Linked DNA regions of Homo sapiens: region 2 is linked to region 1. A link is an interaction called in ENCODE POLR2A ChIA-PET data of the cell type or tissue named here. Cell type or tissue: Caco-2. All regions are shown on one strand. Links, peaks and the distances in the headings refer to the core of each region. The heading gives the core; the rest is flanking DNA.

Evidence for each region. ChIA-PET counts read pairs that join two places held together with the same protein. Peaks named below come from ENCODE experiments on the same cell type or tissue, not always from the same donor. Only the 100,000 strongest peaks of a DNase experiment are listed, where the experiment ranks them.
Region 2: POLR2A ChIA-PET joins it to region 1 with 6 read pairs; 2 of 35 experiments call an interaction of 5 or more read pairs at or near these places.

Annotation. Positions count from the first base shown.
Region 1 is chr3:177,705,789-177,716,029 of GRCh38, reverse strand. The region is part of intron 3 of LINC00578 (long intergenic non-protein coding RNA 578); the gene reads right to left. Among named protein-coding and RNA genes, the nearest start is that of LINC02015, 110 kb to the left of the region's middle. In Caco-2, for the core only: no CTCF peak of the experiment used is centred there; no DNase peak of the experiment used is centred there.
Region 2 is chr3:177,332,977-177,343,217 of GRCh38, reverse strand. No RefSeq gene overlaps it. Among named protein-coding and RNA genes, the nearest start is that of LINC00501, 44 kb to the right of the region's middle. RefSeq lists enhancers at 4,286-4,385, 4,243-4,537, 9,090-9,189 and a silencer at 5,823-6,117. In Caco-2, for the core only: no CTCF peak of the experiment used is centred there; DNase peaks (open chromatin) are centred at 4,187 and 4,437.

The sequences.
Region 1 (10,241 bases), core at 2,621-7,620:
AAACATCTGCTTCAAAAATTCAGAGGTTTGAGAGTTGATATAATGTTTTATCAGGAGCCTACACCACCACCAGTCACGGCACAGAAAATATTAAGCCATGTCAGAGTGAATGAGTTTTGAGTACCTATTATATAGAATAGGCTGTACAGAGATTGGCCCTCTAATAGCCACTTAGAGTGAATACATTTTGCTTTTATCAAAAGAGAAGAGAATGGAGCCCACTTTTATAGCTTTGCTCATAGATAAATGCGGGTAGAAAGAGATATTTTTTCCTTCGGTACTGACCACTTAGGTTTGGGCATATAACATCCTTGCTCTAATACAAAGTCACTAAGCTTCAAGAGGCAGACAAAAGGTAACAACAGTTCAGTAGAACAAACCTTGAATTTTTGTTTATCTTCATTTTTAGCACAGTGACTACCAGTGAATTACCAATTGTGGAGCCAAGCACTGTGTACTATCTCACTTAATCTTTATAAGAATCCTGAGATATAGGTACAATTATTGCCATTTTACTCATGACGAAACTGAAGTTTGGAGAGCTTAAACAACTTGCTTTCATCACACATGTAGTAAATGACAAAGCTGGGTTTCTAATCCAATCAGTTTAATTCCAAAGTCTTCACTTCTTGCCACTACTGTCATCAGTTGTGCAGAAAATAAGCAGATGAAAGTTGAAATAACAACAACTAGAATAGTTTGTTCTGGTTATCTTATAACCACAAGAAATTTATAATATCCATCAGGGAATCATCTAGAATAGTGTTTGTTGGTGGGGACACACCCCAGTTATTAATGGATTAGTGCTAGAATCAAACTTCCACATTTCCTCTTCACCGAGATTTGATTACATCTCCGGGGTTTTCTTGGTGATATTGTTCCCTTTTTATAACTAATGGGGTAGTTGGTGGGAGGTTTGTAAATGAGGAAGCTGTATGTCTAAACGGAGAAAGTCAGAATATGAGCTGGGCTTTGCAGGAGCCAACCAGTATTTCCAGTCTATGATGCTAAATTCACCTTATAGTTTTTATATATACATAAATGTATATGTGTGCAGGCACAGGCATGCCTATGCCAAAAAAGAGATGGAGAGAGGAGGGAGGTATTGCTTTCTTCTTTTTGCTTTGCATTTTTGAGGGAACGACAGTTAGGTTCATCACTTATTAATCACAAAGTTTGGTGCTATGTCTTTAGAATAGAAAAGCATCACTTGATTTTCAATGCATAGTCTGCTAATTGGTAGGTTTTGCCTCTCAACTAAACTGTAAAGGGGAAGGTGCATACTAAACTGATTGCCCTACTTTAGGCAGCTCCTGGCAGGAATGCTGAGATGGATTAACATGCATAACAGAAGGCTTATGTGACCCTGGGAGACAGTAGAACCTGAAATAACCTTAATATCCTGTCAACTTTCATTACCAGACCCCACTGAACAAGAAAAGCCTATTTAACAATCTGTCTGGGAAGGAAAAATCCATATCTTTTTTTTAAACCAGTATTTTTCATCCTGTTCTTTTTTATCCTGGGGATATTTTCTTCCACCTCACTTCTCAGAACAATATCACTGCACTAGACCAAGTAATCTGGCATCCTGATTTCATCAGATTTTTCAGCCTATATGCCACTCCAGAGCCCTTGCTGCTGCAGACCTTCTTCAAACATACCCTCATACATCTGGAACACAGGGTCCGTGCTGAACAGTTAGCAGTCTAGTTTTAGCAGTGTGTTTGGACAGAAGGAACCCCATCTTCACAGTTGTCTAGGTTCAGCCCTAGGAAGGTGTTCAGGCTCAAGAAAGAGGGGAAGTATTAGTTCAACTGAAGACTGAAAAGCAAAAATATCTTGGAGAAGTATCTGGACTCTCTCAGACATACACAAATCCAGATGTCTGGTCAAGCTGTCAACTGCATTTGCTGAAAGCATCCTGAGTTACTTTAGCATGCCAAGTGCTGTATGCTCCTCAAGGGAGGTGTTTATGGGGAAATTCTAAAAATACTGAAGCACTAAAACAAATCCAAAATAATTGCATTTCTGTCGCTTTTTAACAGCACTTTCAAGAAATAGACCATTCTTTCTGTCTCAGTAAAAGCTTTCCAAATTTCCAAATTAGATGTCATATCTTGAGGTTCCAAACATCCTCCATTCACAAGATATGGCTTAGCCATAGATTTAATTCCATTTAATCAGAGTAGTTGAAATCATGGTTTTAAAAAAATCACTAGCAGTTGAGAGAGAGCTGGATTCTTCAAAATTAGCAGCAATGTGACCTTGGGCAAGTTACTTCTCTCCTCTGAATCATTAAAGGGAAGGGGGAAAGTAGTAAAATCTGTTGAATTATTGGCTACTTTACCATCATTACCTTTACTAAATGGTTTTCAGTATTTCTTCTAGTTTTAATTTTCTATTCTGCTGAGTTCTTAAATTGATTCAACAAATGTTTACTGAGAAATTCTATAAGCCAAGCATAGTGCTGTGCACTAAAAGAGTCATTACAATCAATATGAGGGCCAGGTGCAGTGGCTGATGCCTGTAATCCCAGCACATAGGGAGGCTGAGGTGGGCAGATTGCTTGAGCTCAGGAGTTCAAGACCAGCCTGGGCAACATGGCAAAACCCCATACCTACAAAAAATACAAAAATTAGCCAGGCGTGGTGGCACGCACCTGTAGTCCCAGCTACTTGGGAGGCTGAGGTTGGAGAATCACTTGAGCCCGGGAGGTGGAGGTTGCAGTGAGCCGAGATTGTCCCACTGAACTCCAGCTTGGGTGACAGAGCCACGCCCTGTCTCAATAAAATAAAATAAATAAAATAAAAATGAGGATGAAACATTAAAGGATTTTTACGAAGTCTTTTAATAACAAACTAGGCCTTCTAGTTTCTTTTTGCATACAATTCAGAGGAATGGCTTCTTATGGTATGAATGAGGCCACACTGAAATAATCCTGTCAGAAATTTGTCATCTTACTCCTTGGGAAATTTCTCAGTTCCTCCCAATGCACTATGACTTCACTTATCTGAGCTCCAGTGTGTTTCTATAAAACAGATTAAGCAGCCGGGCACGGTGGCTCACGCCTGTAATCCCAGCACTTTGGGAGGTCGAGGCGGGTGGATCACCTGAGGTCAGGAGTTCGAGGCCAGCCTGGTCAACATGGTGAAACTTCGTCTCTGCTAAAAGTAACAAAATTAGCTGGGCGTGGTGGCGCATGCCTGTAATCCCAGCTACTCAGGAGGCTGAGGCAAGAGAATTGCTTGAGCCCAGGAGGTGGAGGTTGCAGTGAGCCGAGATTGCACCATTGCACCATTGCAGTCCTCCAGCCTGCGGAACAAGAGCGAGACTTCATCTCAAAAAAAAAAAAAAAAAAAAAAAAAAAAAACCCAGATAACTCAGATGTTTAACTGGAAAATCACCACGTATTGAGAGTCGGGAGAACTGAGTTGGAGTTCTGGCTGTGGCACTAACATGTGGGACAATTTACTTGGTCTCTCTAGGTCTCACTTTCCTGATATGAAGAATTCAGTCTCGATGATTTAGCTTATTCCAAAAATTCTTCTACAGCACTGAGAGAGAGTGCAAGAGGGAAAATCTGTCTAAACCAGCACTGTAGAATACAGTCGTCACTAACAAGCATTTGAAATGTGGCTCGTTCAAATTGAGATGTGCAAAAAAAAAAAAAGTAAAATCTCTCATTGATAATTTTTAATAATGAGACAATTTTAATATTGATTATGTAATGAAAGGGTAAATATTTTAGATATATCGGGTTAAAAACAATATATTACTAAAATTAATTTCACCTATCTCTTTTTAATTTCATGTGGTTATCAGAAAATTTTAAATTTTCTAGTGGTGTTCACATGTGGTTCACATTTGTTGCTCGCATTGTATTTCTGCAGGACAGTACTGGTCTAAACCCTCTCAATTACCTACTTACTACAAAGTTATCAGCTTGTGAAGAGTTAAGTAGGTCATATTGTTCTGGCCTGCATTAAAAAAAAAAATAAAGTAAAAAACAGGAGGACAAAGAAAATAAGAAAACAGGCCTCTGTCTGGGAAGTGGACATGTCCCCTGAAGTGGACATGTCTACCTGAAGCCCACGAGGAGTTCTAGTTCCCCTCGCTGCTCCAGGGCCTTATTCTGCAGATTTCAATAAGAACAAGCCTGAGAACTAGAGAAGTGGCAAGGCCCTCTGATGTTATCTTAGAAAATGCAGACAGCTAATGACAGGAGAAAAACATGCCACTGCAAGTGAAAAGGGCCCAGGAGAAAAAAAAAAGAGAGTTGGGAGAAGCCTGGTGTTTAAATCATTCTGGGGTAGTGTGAAGTGAGGGAGGAAAGGGACGAAATTGACCATTAGAGCTCTGCCCTCTGAAGTAAATGTTCTCTCTCCCGTCATTTCTTCATCCTTTTATAATACTTTCCATTTCATGCCTTTCTTTATAGCTTGCAATTCTCTTTGCTAGGCACTTTCACATATGTATCTCATTTAATTGTAATATGCCTTTGAGGTCAGTATGATTACCCTCACTTTATAATTAAGAAAACTGGAACTCACAGAAGTTATATAACTTGCCCAACTTTGAACAGCTAGAAATTATGGTGGGGTCAGAATCTGAATCTGTAGCTTCTGACTTCAGTGGCTATGTATTTTTCCACAAAGCCACATCTCCTGCATGTATTTCAACTGTTCTTTCTTAATTATCTTGTGACATATTTTAAACTCAGCTAATTTTCTAGTTGCTTTATGAAGACAGTTTAGAGGTTATTCTACTTCACATTTTAAACTGCTTCCTAAAATATGACAGGGCTAATTTTTAAAACTCCTTTTCCCACTACTAGCTAAACACTGTCCAAATATTAATCAGATGTGAATACTTAGGCTAATAAAATAAGTAGGCCTTCAGCTCATTTGAATAGCTCAGCCAAACCTATGAAGAAACAAAATTAGCTGATACCCTGTCTGCCTTTCAGTGAATAAAAGATTTGGGCAAGATACATATTAAAACACTTTAGCCAAATGAATTAAAATTAACTTAGTTGATTATGGGAAATTTATAATGCAAATGTGTAAAACTAAACCCTTAAAATCATGATTACATAATTTCAATCATTTAATTTCAACAGAAGTAGCAAAATATTTTTTCATTTCACCTTCATGAACCACAGAAAAGAAGACAAATGAAATACATGCATTCTGCTTATTTGAAATAAAGTTTCTTCATGTTTCATCTGTAATCCCCCAAATGCCAGCATTAATCCATTCTAAATCCACAAGGCTTTCTGTTCAGACCCCAAGGAAGGCATAAGTAATGCACACAGAAGCTGTGCCAGTTCAAAACCCACAGCAGAAGCTAGTGTATCTGAAGATTCTATTGGGAATTGACTTCAAACAAATCCCCAAGTGGGGGATTTAAACATATACAGGAGCTGCTTTTTTTTTTTAAGTCCAAGTAATAGAGAGTACAACTAGCAAAATCATTTTTTTCATTATTTCATTTCAACCTGCATTTTTGATTTGTGCTGTAAAATCTTATAAAGAAAGAGGTATTAAGTATGATCTGCCCTCAGAAATTTCAAGATGGTACAAGGAAATTCAAATACAACAAACACTGACAGGTGCAGTAGGTGAATATTGTTCTCATTGCCTAGTAACTTTTTATTTGCAAAATAATTTTGAGTTGTTTTAAGTAGTATTTTCTCTACTGCATTTAAGTATATATATATAAAGTTTTTATATTACATTAAGAAAAGGATAGTAATTAGAAATTCCACCTATTAAAAATCATTAGAAATTAAGATAAAGGATCTATAAAGTAACAAATCATAAGAAATAGAATTTTATTTAGAAAATTTCAGTGCTCGAGAAACTTTCATAAACATGTCTATAACAGTAAAAAGGTATTTCTATGTGTAAAATATGTTCTAGGGAGCTTGGAATGTATAGTTTGCTAGGGAGAGAGAAAACAGACTTTTTTTTCCTTTTCAAATCAGGAAAAATGTAGTAAGAATGTATATACTAAGTATTTCTTAGCAACTCAAACTAACAAAAGTCAACTCAGCTGGGCACAGTGGCTCACACCTATAATCCCAGCACTTTGGGAGGCCGAGGTGGGCAGATCACCTGAGGTCAGGAGTTCAAGACCAGCCTGGCCAACATGGCAAAACCCCGTCTCTGCTAAAAATACAAAAATTAGCCAGGCATGGTAGTGGACACTTGTAATCCCAGCTACTTGGGAGGCTGAAGCAAGAGAATCTCTTGAACCCCGGAGGCGGAGGCTGCAGTGAGCTGAGATTGCGCCACTGCACTCCAGCCTGGGTGACAGAGTGAAGCTCCATCTCAAAAAAAAAAAGAAAAGAAAAGTCAACTCAGCACAAAATAATTTCAGAGGTACTTCACCTGATATTACAGATAAAAATTTTTATACGAATTATATTTATGTGAATTAATTGTGTTAAATGACCCAAAGCATGGTCATCATTTAAAGAAAACCTCCGGAGACTCATTTATTTTTAAAAATTAACTGCTTCCTCATTTATCTGCGTTGTAAATTAATTCTTCATTCAACAAGTGATTATTGAGCATCAACCATGTGCCAGGCACTGAGTCCGTAATACTTATCAAGGCAGCATACTCCCATTGTCCAGGAGCTAGAGTATACATGGAGAGACGCACAAGCAAGTGACTAAGCAAGTTCATTTAACAAGCACAACGTGTGCTGAGTGTTACCAAGGAAATAAACGTGACATGTGGTGGAGAAGAGCTGGAGACCTATTTCACACTGGATAATCAGGGAAGGCTTCTCCAAGGAAGTGGCATCCAAACTAAGATCTGACAGTCAAGAAGGAGCTCATCCATCACATAGAAAGAGAGCAAGGATGGCCGGGCGCGGTGGCTCACGCCTGTAATCCCAGCACTTTGGGAGGCCGAGGCGGGCGGATCACGAAGTCAGGAGATCGAGACCATCCTGGCTAACACGGTGAAACCCGTCTCTACTAAAAATACAAAAAATTAGCCAGGCGCAGTGGTGGGCGCCTGTAGTCCCAGCTACTCGGGAGGCTGAGGCAGGAGAATGGCGTGAACCCGGGAGGCGGAGCTTGCAGTGAGCCGAGATCCTGCCACTGCACTCCAGCCTGGGCGACAGAGAGAGACTCCGTCTCAAAAAAAAAAAGAAAGAGAGCAAGGATATAATGTGTTTTGTGGGACAAATGATGGTAGAGGAAATAGAGCTTAAAGTCCTGAAGAGTGAAGAAGGCTGGAGGATTGTTAGGAAAGGAGGGAGGAGCCATAGATGAGATCAGGTAGGCTGGGCTGTGATAGGGGATAGGAGTTTAATCCAATCTGTGTTTCGGAACAATCTCTCATGCTGCCCTTTGGAGAACTGACTGAAGACACGCGGCATGGAAGCCAGACCACATGTTAGGAGGCTACTATATAACACAAAGATGATAGTAACTAGACTCAGTGGTTGTAGTGGAAACAGAGACAGGGCAGTGGACTTGAGGATAGAAACAACAGGGCTTGCTGATAGATTAGATGCGATGGATTAGGCTTGATGGAGAAGTTTACATTAAAGATGTCTCCCAGATACATGTACAATCAAGATCTTTATAAAAACTCCTCTCTATTTAATATAAGGATGTGTTCTTCCCGTATACTCATTCTTACAGTTTGCTAGTTCACTGCATGTGAAAATGTACTCTGGTTTCATAAGAATGTATTTAGACTCTCAAATACAGGCCTTCAATATCATTCATAACTAAATTTCTATTTAAAAATGTATTGAGCCAAACATGGAAATCTGCAATTCTCTCTTTTCTTCATAATATGGTTAAAGCGAGCTCATTTCTTTTTTATTCCTCTTCAACATCTTTAATGGCTTCCGTAGATGTTGTCCTTGCTATTTTTGTTGTTGCTGCTGCTATTGTTGCTGTTATTGTTTTATAAAGATGACTATAATCCTTACTAGTTAACCCAGAAATGATTAAAATAATCCATATAAATAGGCTACTGCTTGGAGTGGGGCTCTCAAGTATTCTACTTAAGTCTAAGCCAAATTATTTGGCTTCCATCTCTTGAAAAATGTTAGATGACTTCATCTGATTTCCAGTCCCAACTGAGTAATGCTTGGACTTTGGGTATCTAAAATGTTCGAGCCACAAAACAAAGCTCATATAAACCTACCAATTTCTACTGAGTTGTTGGTTCAATCTTTTTCCTCTACTTTGGTTTTTACCAGTTCATGCTAATGGTCTAGATATTATGGTCATATAAGCTCTAGGTTTTTGCTCAGTATCTTCCAAGGAATTCACCTGAGCACTGGGAGCATGCAGAATAGCCAACAACAGAGTACTGTGGCGTAGCTTCACAGATAACTCACAAAGAGGCAGAAATATGTCAATAACTTTCAACAATGACCCCAGACAACACCGCAAACAGAGGCAGACTGCTAGGAAAGAAGTCACTATGAGGGTGTCCCTTACATTTTCTATCAAAGGCCCAGTTCTTATTTGGTACTGTGTTGACCCACATGGAAAAGGAGTGATTTTATTCAAATCTTCTCCAGTTGCTCTCTCATCTGTTGATTTTTTACCGCACTTTTATATCTCATACTCAAAGTAAGACGAACTCTTTGAGTTGTAGGCTCATTGTGATTTTTGTCTGCATAAATCTAGGTCAGCCTCACGAAATTATGAATATTTCAGATGGGAAAAAACAGATACCTAAGCAAGAGACTCATGTCTGGTTCCAATTTGAAATTATTTCTTCTCGTCGCTTTTCAGGTTTAAAGCTCTAAAATTTTTAGTCTAAGTATTTTCAGGAATATTTGTTATAATTAGAACTAAGGTGGGGATTCCTGTCAAGACCCGGCCTCCTGGATCTTGTTTAATGTTGAGGAACCTCACTCTCCCTCCAGCCCTTGCTACCCACAATCCCTCCAAGCACAAAATCCTAAATAAGAGAGGCCAAGCCTTGAGTTTCCAAAACTAACGATGAAGCCCAATTGGCAGTGTAGTCTAGTAGCAGAAATGTGGGTGAGCTTTGTTATATAGATCTGGGTTCCAATCCTCTGTCCACCAGTATATCTCAGGGAGATTGAGCAAGCTATTTAGCTTTTCAGAACCTCATTTCAGTTCTTTGTAGAATGGATATTACAACTCCTCTCTCATAGATTTATTATGAGGAATCAAATAAATGATGTCCTGTAAGTTCCTGGCACATGATAGGCTGCCAATGAATCTTATCATAGCAGGAGTCCCAGCTGCGTTGTTTGCTACTGGTATATTTTGCCAAGCCTGGCTGCCTGGTGGGGTGGGTCTGCCAGGAGACTGTCTGTTTCAGAAACTGAAGAGCCTCCTGGGAAAGAACTCATACAGAATGAGACTGTCAGACAAGCTTGGCCCAAGAAGAAAAAGCCTTAGTTATCTGGGGGAAAGTCTGGCTTTGACTCTGTGGTATCACCCCATCCCCCAAGCCAGCCTCTTTCAGATGTACTCATATCAGAGTCCTAAGGAGAAAGAAGACTCTGAACAAAAACAAAGAGAGCTGTTTTCTCTGAAAACATCTGGCTCACCCTCTTGTATTTCTTCCACTTCTCTTTCCATACACTCTTGATCACTGAGGACGATTCTGGCTGGCCCAATTGCCAGGAGATTCTTTATTCTCTTGGATTGGTGGGTCTGGTTTACTAAGCCCAAATCAGAGTTGCAGAACTTGGATTCTGTGGTTGGGTTACTTGAATGAAGCAAGCACCTGGCTTCCCCCCCTCCTTCCTGAGCCTGCCTTCTTTGGATGAATTTGCATTACACGGACCTCTAGAAGGACTTAGCTTTTCTAAACAAAATACAAAAGTCCAGGTTCTGATTAGCAACCTCACAGGGCAGCCACCTGTTACACTGACAAGCACATTCGCTGGTAGGCCACTGTGTCAAATCACTTTCCCACTTCTTCCCAAACAAGGAGGCAGATGCTCAGTAGAATCAGGGCAGTGTCAGGAACTAACCTTGAAAATTGGCCTGGACATGAACTGGATTGACACCACAAAGATGCTTAAGTTTTACAGGCTAAAAGTAGCCAAATTTGATCCATCCAAAAGTAGGCCTTACTCTTTTGACACTGAGGCCACCCTTGTCTCCCCTATCCTCCTTCCATGCCCTGTACCATCTCTTTCAGTAGATAAAAATACCTGAGGTCAGGAGTTCGAGACCACCCTGCTCAACACGGTGAAACCCCATCTCTACTAAA
Region 2 (10,241 bases), core at 2,304-7,303, 370 kb after region 1:
TTACTAGCCAATATTTATCATGTGCTTACCACATCCCAAATCCCGGGCTGCGCACTCTGTATAGGGTACCAACTTTTTCCTTCCAGCAACTCTTACAGGCAGTCCTATTACTATCCCCATCTTATAGATGGAGCGTCTGAGGCTTAGAGAGGTGAGGTAACTTGCCCAGGGCACATGGATAGCAGATTTAAAGGTAATGCCCAGGTGGTCCAATCTGCTTACTAAACAGTCTCCTAGAGACTAGTGGAAGTCAAAGGATATGGCCTTGAAAAAGTAGTGATTTGGGTTGTTGTTTTCTCAGTGTAAGGAAAGGTGATTAGATTATGTAACCATCTGCTTCATTGATGGGACTTGCAGTTTGAAAGTTTAATTCTATTATTTAGTATAATACTAGCTGCTGAAACAAATCTCCAAACCCCAATGAATACAATACAAGCTTATTTTTCGGCGGGGCACGGTGGCTCACACCTGTAATCCCAGCATTTTGGGAGGTCGAAGCGGGTGGATCACGGGGTCAGGAGCTCGAGACCAGCCTGGCCAAGATAGTGAAACCCCATCTCTACTAAAAATACAAAAATTAGCCAGGCATGGTGGCACGCACCTGTAGTCCCAGCTACTCAGGAGGCTGAGGCAGGAGAATCACTTGAACCCGGAGGCAAAGGTTGTGGTGAGGTGAGATTGCGCCACTGCACTCCAGCCTGGGCAACAGAGTGAGGCTCCATCTCAAAACAAACAAACAAAAAAGTTTATTTCTCACTCATATCACACTCCTGTGTAGATCAGCAACTCTGCTCTTCACAGTCATTCAGTAACCCAGGGTCCTTCCGTCTTATAGCTCTGCCTTCCTCTAGATCCATGGAGTCCTCTGAGTTCAGAGGTTGGACAGGAAAAGAGAGTGAGAAAGGCACATGGGGGTTTTAAAGGCAAGGCCTGTTCATATTCCACTGGCCCAGTTTCAGTTACATGATCACACCCAACTACTGGGAAATGCAATCTAGCTGTGGCCTCAAAAGCAGCAGAGAACATGGACACCGGGGAGAATTTGCAGCCTTTGTCTCAGAAAGCAATATCTTCATTGAACCCTTTATTTAATTCCTTATTTCTCTGCTGCCCAGCAATTATTTTTTCAAATGGTTTTAAGGAATAGCATCTACAGAAGATTTCTTGGAGTATGTACAATTCACTTATTTCCAAATAGTCCAGTGTGTATGTGGGCCCATTGTTTTGCTCCCACGCTCAATATCCTGGGAACGCCTTTTCTGATTTGCATTCGTTGTTTGTGCCTTTGACTTGCACTGAGGAATATGAGACACAGCCATATGAAATTCACTGTGATCTCTACTAAAAGGATTTTATCAAGGAAGAAACCTCTCGGGTTTTAGTATGAGTAAAAACTATGTTTCTCTTGAATTGCGTTTTTTTAAATCTCACAAACATTCTGAATCTTATAATAGATCACATTTTTCCCTTTGCTGAGGCCACTAAGAAACTCTGAGCCAAATTTTACATTCTTCTCCAAACACAGAACAAAAGCTTTATAATATTTATTTCTGTGTATCAGTTTTACCTATCTGTATTATTTTTCTATCAAAAACAAAACAATTTTGCCCTCACCCTAATTGTTTCTAATGTTATTTTATATTTTTGTATTTTGTATAGAAAGAGAGAACCTCAAAAACCATTGAGGTACAAGATGGATAAAAATAAATAATCTCACAGTGGTTACTAGAGGTGGGACAGGGTGGGGGAGGGGTAGCCGAAGGTTGGTTAAGGAATGCAAAAGTATAGTTAGATAGGAGGAATAAGTTCTAGTGTTCATACAGCACTAGAGAGTGACTATAGCTAACAACAACTCATGGCATATTTTCAGGCCAGGCATAGTGGCTCATGCCTGTAATCCCAACACTTCGGGAGGCCAAGGCGGGTGGATCACGAGGTCAGGAGTTTGAGACCAGCCTGTCCAGCATGGCAAAACCCCGTCTCTACTAAAAATATAAAAATTAGCCGGGCATGATGGCACGTGCCTGTAGTTTCAGCTACTTAGGAGGCTGAGGCAGGAAAATCGCTTGAACCTGGGAAGCGGAGGTTGTAGTGAGCCGAAATTGTGCCATTGCACTTCAGCCTGGGCAACAGAGTGAGACTCCTTCTCAAAAAAAAAAAAAAAAAAAAATTGCATATTTTCAAATAGCTAGAAGATCAGATTTTTAATGTTCCCAACACAAAGAAATGATAAATGTTTGAGGTAATGGTTATGCTAATTACCCTGATTTGATTATTATACATTGTATCCATGTATCCAAATATCACACGGTACCCCATAAATATGTGTCAGTTAAAAATAATAATGAAAGCAAAAAATAAAAATTAGTTAATTAATTAACACAAAATAAATAAATAATCTCATCATGCACTGTGGGGTAGCACACATGAATTTGATCGTATTTGTAATTTGGAATCTATGCCAAATGCCATCTCAGTTATGAGGGTTATTCAGAAAGACAAACAGGATAGATACTCCCCAGCTGTCATGCCGCCTTAGTGCACAGGAAACCCTGTGAGCAGCTGACCCTCCAAGCTGATCTCAGCCCATTGGTATTCTTGGTGGTCCTGTCCCAGTATCTTAAAGGTGAAAAGTGCTGGGTGTAACATGTGTCACAAAACAGCTCTCTGAGTTAAGGTCTTTGCTTAATGAGGAGCTGTGAATACAGAGGACCTGTGGGAATACTTTAGGAATTAACCATGTGCTCATATGGTAGATCTACTACAGCTAACTAGCTGAGTGACCTTGAGCAAGGTACTTAACCTCTCTGGGCCTCTCATGTCCTTATACCTAAAATAAAGACATTGGGCCATTGGGCTAGATAATCTCTAAAACCTCTTCCAGCACAATAAATCTCTTCCAGCACAATAAATCTGTGATACATTCTTTATACAAATTAAAATATAGTTTTTAAAAGTTCCCCCAGGTCTTTTAGAAATAAATAGGCCGGGCGCAGGGGCTCACGCCTGTAATCCCAGCACTTTGAGAGGCTGAGGAGGGCAGATCACGAGATCAGGAGATCGACACCATCCTGGCTAACACAGTGAAACCCTGTCTCTACTAAAAATACAAAAAATTAGCTGGGCATGGTGGCATGTGCCTGTAGTCCCAGCTGTTCAGGAGGCTGAGGCAGGAGAATCGCTTGAACACAGGAGGCAGAGGTTGCCGTGAACTGAGATCGCACCACTGCACTCCAGCCTGGGCAACAGAGCGAGACTCTGTCCCAAAAAAATAAAATAAAATAAAATAAAATAAAATAAAATAAAATAAAATAAAATAAAATAAAATAAGACTATGAGCCAGGAGCAGTGGCTCACGCCTGTAATCCCAGCACTTTGGGAGGCCGAGGCAGGTGGATCACCTGAGGTCGGGAGTTCAGGACCAGCCTGACCAACATGGAGAAACCCCGTCTCTACTAAAAATACAAAATTAGTCAGGCATGGTGGCGCATGTCTGTAATCCTAGCTACTTGGGAGGCTGAGGCAGGAGAATCGCTTGAACCCAGAAAGTGGAGGTTGCAGTGAGTCGAGATCACTCCATTGCACTCCAGCCTGGGCAACAAGAGGAAAACTCCGTAACAAAGAAAGAAAGAGAGAGAGAGAGAAGGAAGGAAGGAAAGGAAGGGAGGAAGGAAGGAAGGAAGGAAGGAAGGAAGGAAGGAAGGAAGGAAGGAAGGAAGGGAGAGAGGAAGAAAGGAAAGAAAAGAAAGAAAGAAAGAGAAAGAAAAAGAAAGAAAGAAAGAAAGAAAGAAAGAAAGAGAAAGAAAGAGAAGAAAGAAAAAAGAGAAATGACTATGTCTAGAGAAAAAGATCTAGTGGGCAAACTATAAGTGAGTAAATCAGGCTAGTAGCAAACATATTCAGGAACCACCATGATAAAATGTGGCTGCTTATCTTTCCTGTTTGAACAGGAGGTCACAGTTTTGCTATATAGAGTTGAAAGGTTGTATAGACAGGATGTGTTAATTTGAGTTAGAATTCATCTGGGGCACCTGGACAGTTAATCCATCTCTGGGCTTCAGGAATCCAATACTACCCTAAGAACACTGTTGTAGAATGTATACGGCATGCTGGACATGGAAATCGGCTTGCTCCATTGGTGGTGGGGCATAGAGAGGTTCATGTCAGCCCAGCACATCCCCAGGAACTATACCAGTTTCCTTATTGCCCAAGCCAATATCTACAATGCAAAGCATCTTTCAACTGTAATTTAGGAGGACTATGAGCTGGCCACCTGAGTTTTTGCTTGCAGTTCAGGAACTATTGCTAAAAATGCATTTTATGGTGAAACAAGGGATTAGCTAATCTTTCAGGCTAACAGAGGACCAGCTACAAATGTTTCCTGTGTGTATTGTGAAACTCTGAGATAACAGAGAAGTTCCTTATTGCCCTCTGAATTTCCCTTCCCCCAGGACCTCCACTGGTCACACAAGCCATTATCTGAGACAAGCTGACCAGAGCGTGATGCTATAACTTTTTTTGTTCATACTTCCAAATTAAATCTGGTTAGAAAAATAAATGGCTAGAAAGTATTTAAATCTTGTCTTGAATCTTGGAGGAATTTACTTATTTTTCTTCATCTGTTGGCTACCCTTCTTTAAAAAAAAAATTATTATTATTTTTTTTGAAACGGAGTTTTGCTCTTGTTGCCCAGGTTGGAATGCAATGGTGCGATCTCAGCTCAACGCGACCTCTGCCTCCCGGGTTCAAGCGATTCTCCTGCCTCAGCCTCCCGAGTAGCTGGGACCACAGGTGCCCGCCACTACACCCAGATAATTTTATATTTTTAGTCTCAAACTCCTGACCTCAGGTGATCTGCCCACCTTGGCCTCCCAAAGTGCTGGGATTACAGGCGTGAGCCATTGCGCCCGGCCAGTTTTATTTTTTATTAACAAACTCATTCTCTGGATATTCTGGAGACAAAAGCAAAACACCCAAGAAAATGGGCACTTAGGCAATAAGAACTCAGACCCCTGTGGTTTGCTACAAATGTACTCACTAACAGAGCACATGCTGCCACCCTTAAGTTTCACACATGCTGCCAAGACCAAAGGTCCACTTTGATGACTAAATGGTAACACTATTTTCTTTGAATCATAGTATATGCATTTAATATTCTCTTGGGCCTTACTTAAAAGAGTAATATTTTTTCTTTTTTTTTTTAGGGTAAAGATATGGGAATTTCCCAACCACATTGTTCCACTTCATATCTTCTTCTTTCTCTTCTCATTTTATTTTCACTGCAGACCAGAGTGAAGACAAATGTGTATTACTTGGTAGCTTATGAACAGCAAGGAAAAACTGACTGGCAACCGCCATGGAAAGGTGTGAAACCGTAACCACGAGGACTCTCACATTTACATGTTACTGACTAGCGAATGTCTAGGCCTAAAACATCTGCCCTCTTATAGCTGTTTTATTATTATGTAAACATGGCTACAAGATTTCTGACATAAAATAGTAGATGACTCAGTGTCTTCAAATGATTAATTGCTGGTTTTTTTGCCTGACCTCTTTCTTCATTTCTTCAATAATAAATCTATTGTCATGCATTGAATTACGGAAGACTGAAGCTCCCAAATGCTGGGCCTGAAAATGCACTCACTCTCTCCAACAGCATGCGGGTGTTTCTCATTAGTTTCATAAGTGCCAAGAAAATTTCAAAATGATACCAAACAAGAATATTTTAAATTTTATCACATTACCAGCTAAGAAATCTGTAAGCACATTGTTAATTCACTTATATTCATCGCACAGCAAAACAAATATGGCATTTCAAAACTGAGAAAGTTAAAGCCTCCTATAAGAAGTCTATAGCCACCGTTTCTTGAGTCCTGTCTTCATATCTCATTCCTCCCAGAGCACATCTCTCACCAAGGTTCCTGTTAGATTCCATTCTGGTTTGTGTCTTTGTGGAGGCATGTCTGTCCGTAGCCAAGACACAGAGGGCTAGACTGGTTGTAACACAAATCAGAAATTTCTGCCTTGCAGCTGCCTGGGGAAGTAACAGTTAATTGAGCGTGGGAGCTGTGTGTAGACCCTCAAGACTAACAGTTAAGAGGCAAGGTTTCAGTAAAAATGTTTAGAAGCTGCATACCACACAGCTGGAAATGAAGGGCAGAGCTGTTTTCTGGGGAATTTGAATTATGTGTACATCCAATCGAGAACAATAAATGAATTTGTGTCCAGCAATAATAATCCCTCAGTTATAGATAGACATACCATTTATGCAGCACTTCCCATGAATTCTGTCTCACTGAGCCTCACAACAGTTCTGTGCATACAAGGCTGTTAATTGCAAGCCATTTTATTTATTTATTTATTTATTTTGAGAAGGAGTTTAGCTCTGTCGCCCAGGCTGGAGTGCAGTGGTGTGATCTCAGCTCACTGCAACCTCCGCCTCCCAGGTTCAAGCAATTCTCCTGCCTCAGCCTCCAGCGTACCTAGGATTACAGGCATGTGCCACCATGCCTGCAATTTTTGTATTTTTAGTAGAGATGGGGTTTCACCATGTTGGCCAGGCTAGTCTTGAACTTCTGACCTCAGGTGATCCACCCGCCTCGGCCTCCCAAAGTGCCAGGATTACAGGCATGAGCCTCCATGCCCGGCCATCATGTCATTTTAGAGATAAGAACTCCAAGGCTGCAGGAGATGAAATAGTTGGTTCCCTTTTGAACTAGATGTGAGTGGCAAGCTGGGGATCACATTCAGGTTTTCTGAGGGTACTTTTTACTAAGCAGGATGCCTCTGTCCTCAAATCCAGGTTAAGGAATTCACCCCCTTAACCGGCTTTCCATTTGACAAAGTGAGAGTCCTATTAATCTAATACTGAACTTCTGTTAGTCCATTTCCATTGTACTGAAACACAAAAGACAAATTCCCATCATTAAGAAAGTTGTAACAAGGGGGATATTTATGTCTCTCTCCCCGTCCTGCTTTGTATTCTCTTTTTATTTTTTTCATTGCTTTTGTAATTCAGATTGTATTAGAAATTAGAGGAAGGTTGAAACTAGGTATATGGTGACCAAGGTGTGGAAGATGGAATTCATCCTCTTTTCTCCAGGTTTTTTGAGTGGAAGTTCTGACAATAGGGACAGTTGTGTCACTGTGTTCTATGCAGTGTCATTTTATTTTCCTGAAAACATTTGTCCTTGCTACAAGTAGATTAGAGGTTAGAATGCAGGATTGGCAGGCAGGATTTGTGGTTTCTATTTTTAGCCCTGCCACAATTTTATTGCACAAGGGTGAGTCCTAAGCAGTGTGGTTTATTGGAGAGAGAACTCGATTGGAACTGGCTCTCCTGTGAATGAATGATACTGAGCACCATAGCTGAGCATCAGCCGAGAGGAAGGGTCCAGACTAGTGTGAGCCCCTCCATCACCAAATACAAGCGTTCCTATAACTAATGTATGTGATTCACTACTCTGCAGGAGGACCTGCAGAACAATCCCATTGGGCCTCTTTTCACAACTTTCTACAGTGGGAACAGAAGCCACTCTTTTAAAAGGATTCAGCCAAAGGAAGAAGGACCTTCAGTTGTTGAGGTTGTTTTGATTTGTTTTGTTTTTGAGGCAGAGTATCACTCTGTCATCCAGGCTGGAGGGCAATGGAGCAATCTTGGCTCACTGCAACCTCCACCTCCCGGGCTCAATTGATTCTCATGCCTCAGCCACCCAAGTAGCTGGGATTATAGATGAGTGCCACCACGCTAGGCTAATTTTTGTATTTTTAGTAGAGACGAGGTTTCACCATGTTGGTCAGGCTAGCCTCAAACTCCTGAACTCAAGTGATCTGCCCGCCACAGCCTCCCAAAGTATTGGGATTACAGGCGCGAGCCACTGCACCTGGCCAACCTTGAGTATTTCATTCTGAATATGTTTCAGGGTCTGTGCACAGACCTACAGGTCTCCACTTAATGAGAATGAGAGAGAGAGACAGGGAGAGAAGTAGGTCAAAAGAACAGTACGTTATTTGAAGATGTAGGGATGGAGTGGGGGTAATATGTTTTTGGATGATCACTGGTGTTTCCTTGACTTCAGATAACATGATTCAGACTGGGCCAAAGAGTTTAGAAAGCAAAGGGGAGAGAAAAATTATCGTGTACACTCTAACTCCAAAAGAGACCTGTAGTAGCCTTCTGAGCTTAAAGGAATGAATTGAACCAAATATGTTCAAAAGACATTGGATCAGCCTTGCACTGTTCCCAGATAGCATAGACCCAAGACCTCTCCGTTCTGTTCAGCATACCTGAAGACACCTACGCTCAGGTCTAATCCAATCTAGGACCTAGCAGTACCTCAGCCTGGAGAGACAAATAACTTTGGCCCTGGATTCTGAGTCTCAGCATCTACGGCTTTACTTTCCTAGCCCCGAGCCATCTTTATTAGATAATTGTGCTTTTGCCTTCTTCTCCATTAATGAAGCCCCATGTAACCTAACCTAGTCCCTCTAGAAATACATACAATAAACTTGACTTAATTCATTTATTCCATCATTTATCCACTCAAGATATATGTATGCATGCTTATTATGTGCCAAACACTGTGCTATGCCTGTGGACAGAGTGGCAGCAACAAAAGCCAATAAGACAAAACTGCATGATCTTTGCTTGATGGGAGACAGGGCCAAAAAAAAAATTACACATATAGGATATATAATTACAACCCGAGGGAAGTGCTGGGAAGGAAAAGGCAGGCTGCCATATGAGCATTGAAGCCCCAGGCAGGTGGTGGAGGACGTGACATCTGAAGATAAATACCCTGAATGCCAACCACCTGCCATCCTGGGCTTCTGGACGTGGCCCACCCTCAGTGTCCCCATTCCCTCCCACTCCTAAGAAGTTCCTCCTAGAACATCCGCTGGGCCACCTCCCTGGAAAATGCTGACCCTGTCTTCATTACAGCCCGCCCTAGCTCCCTCAAACCACAGTGACCTCATCTGAACTCAATTATGAAATTCTGACACTTAGACTTTAGCAACTGGCCCTACCACAAGAAAAAGTTTTCATTCTTTTCTCAAGATAAATTTTAAAGCAAAACTAAACCCAAGTTGGTGGGAGCAGAACAGATCTGTCTGAGAACAAGGGGAGCACCCTGAGGCAGCACAGGGCTGATGCTTGGTGGCTTCTCTTCTCCTCTCTGCCCTTTGAGATGGAATGTGGGGCAGGCAGAAAGCACTACTCTCCAGGTCAGGAGACCTGCACCCTGGCTTGTCCACTAAACTTGTCAGCTGTATCCATCTCTACGGGTCCCTGAGGAGGTTTGATTTGCTTAGGTTTGAGGTGAGTGTGTCTGCTGCACACATTTACTGGTCCTTTTTAAAAGCTGAAAATTTAACAATTTGTTTTTAGGCTGTATCAAAATGTCACTTCTCTGTCAAAATGACTACGTCTCAATGCCTTGTCCACTTTGTGTATGATTGGTGACAGCCCAGCACCCTGTCACTCTAAGCCATCACTCTGGTTCTTGGGTAACAAGCTGAGTAACCCAATAAGAAAGGATCAGGGCTAAATATAGAAGGACATAGTTGTAGAAAGGGAGAGAGTCTGAGACTTTGTGTTTAGCTGTGAATACATTTTTTCTTGATTTTTCTTGTTGGTATTAATGACATTCTATTCCATTGAAATTAATATTTAATGAACAATAATAATGGGCCAGGCACTTGGCTAGGATCTGGGAATAAAATGATAAATAAGATTGCCCAAGCCTCAAACAGCTTAGAACCACCCAGAGAAAATACAATTAAGTATATAATTACAATAGGGTATATTCAATCTCAAAGGTAGAATCCCTAAGGGGCCTCCATCCCAGATATGGGAAATAGAGAAGGGCTTATCTTAGAAGAAGGGATCTCAGTTAAGGCTGCTGCTATCTACTTACTTTTTCTTTTTAATGGCAGTTGAATGGCATGAAGTTGATGGCTCATAATTTATTCAAACATTCTTCAGTTGTGAAAAATTTAGACTTTTGTGCTCAGGCTCTCTCGCTCTCTTTTTTGATTGTAAATAATACTGTCATTAGACAGCCCTAGCAGGTCATTTGTCACTCTAGTGGGCCTCATTGTTACTTATCAAATGAGTTGGGCTGATGTAGTTTAACAGAACTCATTCATCTCTAAACCTTTATGAAATGCAACCTTACGTAGATGACTTCACTTTCCAGATTGTAAACAGGCAAAAAAACACATCTGTGGACCACTTCCTT